Linked DNA regions of Homo sapiens: region 1 is linked to region 2. Evidence: read pairs that join two places in POLR2A ChIA-PET (ENCODE). Cell type or tissue: PC-9. All regions are shown on one strand.

Region 1 (4,000 bases), 170 kb before region 2:
CTCTCTCTCTCTAGGGGAGACAGCAAGAAAATGAAAAGCATATCCGAAAACTGACGTATGAGCACATCGTGATTATGAAAAAGCACAACATGTAGGTTAAATCTAGGGGAGTAAACCTAAATTTTTATCTTGAAAAGTCAATATTCATATGGTCATTTATTCATTAAAAATAGTGATTGAGCATTTACTATGCTCTAGACAGTTCTAGGCTTTGAGGATGAATAAGTAAGCAAACTAGACAACTACTTTTGCCCTTGTGGAACCTGTATAATCTAGTAGGGGAGAACAGACAAAAAATATAAGTAAATGATCTCTTATAGTAGAAGGTAAAAATGTGCTATGGGGGAAAAAGAAGCAATCATGAGAAGGGTGAGGAGTCCTGGTTGCTGGGGGAGATAGACTATAATAGTACACAGAGGGGCTAGACCAGGGCAGGCTTCTCTAAGAAGGTGACTTAAAGATGATGAGGAAGCTAGTCTTACAGAGAGATGGGGAGAAAATATTCAAGCCAGAGAAAACAACCAAGGCAAAGGCATTACCCGTCACACTCTTTCTATCCTGATGTGTTCAAGGAATAGTGAGGAGGTGAGTGTGGCTGGAGTCAAGTAAGAAGCAGAGACGTGTAGAAGCCAGAGCAGCAACATTACAGATTGTAAAAATTAGTAGCTTCTTCTTATCTATTACCACTATTTAAAAAGATATTTTAACTTTGTTGAATAAAAAGTAATCACGCTACTATTTAATCCCTGATATGTAACTGTTCTACGTAGCATTTGTATTCAGATATAAATTGGGAGGTTAAGGGTCAAGAATAAAATTATTTCTGGGGTTGTAAGGACTTAATTTTATCTATCATACTGGAAAAGGTACAAAGCACTTATAAGTACTCTCTAATACTACTTGTAGTCATGAAAATGAAACAGGGCTAGGTTTTTATTCTTACAGATGTCTTCATAAACTCCATCCTACAACATTCCCTTGGGACTATTCCTGTTTGTTCTGAGAATCAGTGTGGGTGACAGTGCTAAGGTTGGTGGATGTTCAGCCAAGCTGAACATCTGGTTTACAAAGGCAACAGAAACCAGATTAGGTAGACTTCTCAGTTCCTTGTGAATTCGACTTAATCTTCTACCCAAGGGGAAGGAGGAGGCCCCTAGTGGTGTCTCTTTTTCTGAACTGCCTTGTACTTTTCCTCTGTAACCCTTTAGCTCTCATGGCTCCTGCCCTGGTTCCTGATTCACTGGGTGACAGCCACTTTCTTCTGGACCCCCACTTACCTATCCTGGACCCTCACTTACCTATCCACCTTTCCACAACTCAGAGAGGCCTCTGTCTCTAATTTCTATTCTCCAATTCAGTTATTATTTTTTTGTTTGGTTTGTCTGTGGTTAAGGCAATTTCTATTTTAAACATAAGTGCAAGAATGTTAAAACCAGGGTCTTATCGACAGGACCAGACTACTGAAAAATATAGGTGTCTTGAACAATTATGGAACATCTATTTCATAACAGCCAATTTGTAATCCAACTCTTATTAATTTTGTCATTTTTGGTAGGGGTAATTTCCTAACTATACTTTTTTTTTTTTTTTTTTGAGACAGTCTCGCTCTGTCACTCAGGCTGGAGTACAATGGTGGGATCTCAGCTCACTGCAACCTCCGTCTCCTGGGTTCAAGCCATTCTTGTGCCTCAGCCACCCAAGTAGCTGGGATTACAGGTGTGAGCCACCACGCCCAGCTAATTTTTGTATTTTCGGTTGAGACGGGGTTTCACCATGTTGGCCAGACTGGTCTCGAACACCTGACCTCAAGTGATGCACCTGCCTCAGCTTCCCAAAGTGCTAGGATTACAGGCTTGAGCCACTGAGTCTGGCTATCTATACAATTAAGAGACTGGATCAGGTTATTTTTATCCTGTCAGTTCTATAATTCTAGGCTTCATAGCCACAGTGATTAAGTAATACTTTAAGTCTTTACTAATTTCATATTTGTGTATATGTGGCGGGGAGCGAGTGTGGGAGAGCCCACACATGCACCCTCTTTATTTAGCAGCTGAGTAGCTGGTGATGTCACTACAGGTTGGGGTTTCAAAAGTCAACTTCAACAACTTTAATTGCTTAAGTGATTCTGTCTACAGCTTAGTGAACATGTCCAGAGGTTATTTTCTACCCTGGAAAGTGCCTAACATTTATGGACAACCATACATATTGATTTACTGCTAGGATAAACAGTATATTAGTTTCCTAAATGAGGTCAGATAATTTAAGAAATGAAGTGCAACGATTTCTCTTATTTTCAATTAACCTAGTCTCCAAACAGCATGACACATTGATGGTAGATTCCACTGTCAGGGGAAACATGCGTCTTCCAACAGTTAATTCTAACTGCCCATGGCAGAACTGAGCATTGAGAATGCAGTGGCCTAAGAACCTACCACTATATTCCTTCCTCTAGACTCACATTTACATCTAGTTCTCAGCTCACTGGCAGAAGAGAAATGATGACCATACTCTGAGTTTAATAAGTGATTATGTACAGGTGCAACTTACCAGTTTTACCTACTTCTGAAATTCTGATGTCTTTGCAGTTAGTACCTAAGGTTTTCTTAAGTCATTAAAGTTAGACAATACCAAAATGCCTTAGACATACAATAAAAATTGCACTGATAACATTTTCCACTGAAAGATAAAATCTGTTCTCTCCAAGCTGTTATTAGATTCCATCATGTGGAGTATAGTGTTCTACCAGATAATAACTACTTCAAAACAATGGATCCATTAACGTAGAGCTTACCTTTCAACTAATATTTTAAACTGTTTCCTAACCATAATCAAATGAAAACACACACTGCTTAATTCAGAAATTCACTGAGTTTATATTTGCTATGCTTAATACACAGATTTCAAAGTTTAACCAGCTGAATACCTAAAAAGAACAATATTTTCCACATTTTCTATTGTTCAGCTCTGAATGATTGCTCTTGGCTCACTGAAAGAGAACAAGGGTTTTTCTCTATTTAATTTTAAAATGAATAAATATAAATTGATTAAAACACTTATGGAGGATTAGTACCATTTTATAATTAAGTTTCCTGAGATGTATCTGATATAACATCAGTAAACAACCCAATGGCCTTGCCAATACAGCACGGCTCCTTTAAAAACAAGAGCCTTGTTTTTTAGACAAAATTTGCTTTGTAAAGATGTTTTTTGCATATAAATCACCTGGTCCTACAAAACATTTGTTTTATTACTGAAGGACTCACAGTTATGCCCGTGGCAGAAGACCAATTTTCATTATAGTCCTATCTGTATGAATATGAAAAAAGAATGAATAATGGATGTCACCTTTTACATTTCTGCTTCAGAACGCATTATACATAATAAAATACCTTTAATAAAGGCCATGTAATAATTATTTTATGTGTTACTAACATCCTCCTTACCCAACACATTTCTTTGAGTAGGCACTGAATCTGGTCCAAATAACCATTTTTAAACAAATTGCCAATTTGGATTTTATCAATGCAGGGTGGAAAACTTCCATCCTTATATTTGCAACTGCTGAAAGTGATTAGTGCACACATAGACACAGTCATGGCTGAAAGAACATTAGCATTTTAGGTTGAAATGTTTTCCTGCATTTTCTATAACTGCAATTAAAGAGAGAGACTGTGATTTCTTATTGGTCTTCAGACTGAAGACTGATGCCAAAGCCTTTATTCATAACAGACTGGCGTGGACACGTGCTTTACTTGTGTCCTCAACCTCCTGCTATTCTACCATATTGTTTCTGGACATACTCACAGCCATTATCAAGGGCTCCTTCTATGTTCCCTGCTTGATATTTACCCTAATGTTGACCTTTATTTCAGTAGCTTTGCCTATGTTAATTATCAGAGACAAGGGGGAAAAATCAAACATGGTCTTCACTCAAACTTCATTAGAAGTCTCAAATAAAAGAATTCAAGGAAGAGCCATCTATTTTAGTATTAAAAGCTGG
Region 2 (4,000 bases):
CCACAAAGTCCCTCCCAGCCCTCATCTTGCTTCTAGTCACATCTTGCTTCACATGTGATTAAAAGAGGCACAGAATTAGACTAATCATTATTTAGTCAAGACTATTCTCAGGTGAGCTACTAAAAATCAACTTGAGCGTAAACTACCAAGTCTAAGACAAGCCCATCTTCATTCCGCTTCTACTACGCTTGCATTCCTTCTGACAACACGTTCTCCAGCATAAGGCTAGGCAAAAGTTGATTCTCCAAACCCAGAAGGGGACAAATTGAATGACAGCAGGCTGAGAATGGTGACCGGGGACAATCTATACCCCAGGAAAGGACAATCATACCTTTGTAATTGCAGTGAAGACCTTTTCCAGAATGGCATTGGGCGGAGCAATTTGTGGTCCATTGGCCTGAATGTTGAGGGCTATGGCGCACGGTTTGGCTACAAATCTAAAAATTACAAAAAGAAAAAAGTAGAAGGTCAGAATTTATTCTTTCTATGTGATTCTTAATGCCACCAGTTACACATTACTCAATTATCCCAATAAAGTGTTGGTAGGATTTCATGGGTGTACATTGTCAACACTCCTGTCAGTAACTGTAAGGCAGACTTAACCGTTTTTCTCTCTGTTAGCCCCCAGCAGTAACATTAAAAAAGAAATCCTTTTAAAACATTTAAACCCTCCAATCCTCAAGTTCTAATGAGACAAAGCTAGAAAGACTATGAGATGAAAATATAAGTGTATAAGATAGAAATAAAACAATGATTTCAAAATAATATAACTTATACTCTTCTTACACAGAGCAATAGTCATATTTTTACTGTGAGAAAACGTTTACTAAGCATCTAATTATCCATGCAGAGAGAGCGCTTTGACCACCCGTAGTCATAAACTTGGCAATTTTTGTCTCTATAATCAAAGTGTGCTAAATTCAGCCCCAATCCCTCATGGCTTCTTAAAATTCTCTGCTTTGTGGTTATTTGCTTGTTTCTCATAAAGAGTAATGAAGGATGTCGAAGGGCATGATGTCCCAGACAAGATGAAAAGTCGCAAGTGTTTATGAACATCCACAAAACTGTTTTTATCCTAAGCCAATGCCTACGTCAAGAGGAATGGGAGGACTGAGCCTTCTTTCTGGTCGCATTTGCTGTGTGAATGAGGTGCTGAAGGGGAGCAGGTGAAGTGCATGGGGCCCCAAAGGTGTGGGGACATTGCTAATAAAACTGTGTAAAACAAAAAAAATTAAAAGTTGTTTTAGACTAAATGCTCAAGAAATAAAACTCTGTAAATATTCATTTTCAGTAGTAACATTTAATATTTTCTACTAATACAGGATAATTTCATATCATGTGAAAGTATTACCCAAATTAATTCACTGTTGGTCAAAGGCAACAATTGATAAATATGCAAAACAGACCATAATTAAATCTTAGATGAAGCTTCCTTAATAACAGTTGATGAGATTAAAGAACAGTAGACAAAGGTTTTTGTTTTTAAAGTAGGACCAATGAAACTTACATGTAAAGTACCACATAATATCCTACTGGGTCCTATTTCAAGTAAAAGTGAAGAAATTTATTTAAACAGGAAAATGGAACATTGTACACGTGCAAGCCTAAACCAGGAAAGATAAGACAGAGAAAATGCACCGTAATACCTGGTACACTGGGCTCTCTGGGACAAAGTTGGGAAGAAAGAAGAATCACCCCTTCCCGATATATAAATCCTCTAGAAACTGGAGTTTTCCCCAAACTTCTACATTCTCAATTCTGTTTAATGTAAAATTTTCTGAGCTGCATTACCTACATCCCTACCTTCTTGACAGTAAGTATAACCTTTTCCTAACGACTCTGGCCCTTCTCTATAAATGATAATCATGGGGCTATGGCTATAGTGATGAAAGAAGGAATTTAGTGGGCAATGACCACAAGACAGAGTCTAGAACTTGTTTCCTTGACAAGGTTTCCTGCTTTGTGGTTATTTGCCCCTCATCATAAGGTACAACAGAGCGGGGTGAAAAGACATACGGTCCAGCAAAAGCAAACAGTAAGACCACAAAATGCATTTGGTGTGAAGGACACAACTGTTCCAATGGTTTCTTTCTAGTCTTTCCAGTTGGACTCCTCCCCGCCCTCCCTCATCCTCCCCTTCCCACACCTCTGACACATTGTGTTCACATTCCCTTCCGACTTTGTCATCATCATCCTTGTAACAGCCTGCTGTTCCAGTACAGTCTTCTTTCTTCATCTAAATAGCACTGAGTCTCAATGCAGAAGCTGATCATTTCCTCTTTGTATGCCCTGTGACAATGCCTGTGCATACACAGGAGGGGGTCAAGACATTTAATCAACTGGTTGTCTTCAGTAAATATGTTTTGTTGTTGCTATCACGGTGTTGAGTGCTGAGGACAAGTTAGCAGACATTCTCTGTGTGCCCTGTCACAATGCATGGGCAGGCAGTAGGGGAGTCAAGAAATTTACTCAACACTGTCTCTTCAACTTCCTCACCTCTGTTATCAGCCAAAAAAAAAAAAATCAAAAAAAATTTTTAGTATTTGTTATACAACATAATGTATACATCTCTCCTTCTCTTTTTAAGCTTCAAACCACTTTTAAAACTCTATTTTCTTTAAATTCCAAGAATGAATGCAACAGCATACCACTTAATTGACAACTTATCAAATTTCAATAATCAAAATTATCAAATAAATATGATGCTTTGTTAACATATTTTTACAGCAATGTCCAAAGGATAGGGTGGGAATTATTTCTGCTGCTATCTGGCTATGGAGATTTAGCTACAGGAATTAATCTCTCTCTGCCTTAATCTCCTCATATGTGAAAAAATTATTATAATTATATATGTACATGTATGTGTTTCTACAAATACATGTATGTGTTTCTACAAATACATGTGTGTGTTTCTACAAATACATGTATGTGTTTCTACAAATACATGTATGTATTTAAAAATCATATCATAGAGTCTCTTTGCCTAAAATGTTTGACAGGAGCCATGGGTAAGGTTTCATATCATAGCATTTACAAACCATGACTTTCCTGGGCCCAGCGGCTCACCAGCCTCAGCTACACTGAAACAAGCCATGTGTATTCAAGTTGTGAAAGTATTATACCAAGCAGAAGCAGAAAAAAGAGACCAGATGTCAGGATAGGCACTGAAAAAAACCAGGGACATCTGGTCGAGTAACCACTTGCCCCAGTTTACCCTCCATCCAACTGTTCCCAGCACCACGTGCACTGACAAAAGTGTCCCCCGTCTGGTATTTTGCCACAGTTAAAAGGAAAAGCAGAGGGTCCCATGTGGACATAAAATTGTGGTGACTCTCATCCTCAAACCCCAGGCCTGGTGCCGGTCCACAGTGAGTCCATACCAGCAGTGTGATCGGGGTCTAAGCTCATCCACACCTGGCCTTCTCTAAGGGCCCAAACCTTTCCAGCTCCCCTATCCAACCCAATGACCCCCAGAATGCTGTGGCCACACTTCCCACAGAAGAGTTGGTGTAACAGGTGCATCCCTCTCCTGTGTGTGGGGCCCCCAAGAGAGCAGGACCAGGCCTTAACGAAGTCCACATCTCCAGAGCCCTGTGCACAATCTCATTTAATCCTCCCTCAACCAGATGAAGCGGGATTACCATTATCCCCACTTTGCAGAGAGGACCAGAGATGTCAGTGGCCTCTACTTCCAGGGAAATGGAAGCAGAAGACAGTATATTTCTTTCCCAGAAGGGTCATTGTTATAATCAGCTCCCCACTCTGATTCATTGGACAGGCTAAGCCCCAAAATCTGAGGATGCAGAGACAGACAGTGAGAGAGAGAGAGAGAAGAATAACAGACAAACTTAATAGAATTTAACTCAATTTAAATGTTGAAGTCCATTAAAGTTTAAATGACCCATGGTAGGTATGTGCATAAATCATCTTTCTTTGAACGATGTCATAGCATCTTTTCATTTATATGCCTGGCACACTGTGGGTACTCAGTGAGTATTTG

The links. ChIA-PET counts read pairs that join two places held together with the same protein. Peaks named below come from ENCODE experiments on the same cell type or tissue, not always from the same donor. Only the 100,000 strongest peaks of a DNase experiment are listed, where the experiment ranks them.
Region 1: POLR2A ChIA-PET joins it to region 2 with 10 read pairs; 3 of 35 experiments call an interaction of 5 or more read pairs at or near these places.

The regions. Positions count from the first base shown.
Region 1 is chr2:168,709,325-168,713,324 of GRCh38, reverse strand. The region is part of intron 6 of CERS6 (ceramide synthase 6); the gene reads right to left. Among named protein-coding and RNA genes, the nearest start is that of CERS6-AS1, 75 kb to the left of the region's middle. In PC-9, no CTCF peak of the experiment used is centred here; no DNase peak of the experiment used is centred here.
Region 2 is chr2:168,544,033-168,548,032 of GRCh38, reverse strand. It overlaps CERS6 (ceramide synthase 6), which reads right to left. Exons shown (of 10, transcript NM_203463.3): 2 at 332-437. Among named protein-coding and RNA genes, the nearest start is that of MIR4774, 37 kb to the left of the region's middle. In PC-9, no CTCF peak of the experiment used is centred here; a DNase peak (open chromatin) is centred at 2,192; H3K27ac peaks cover 1,552 bases.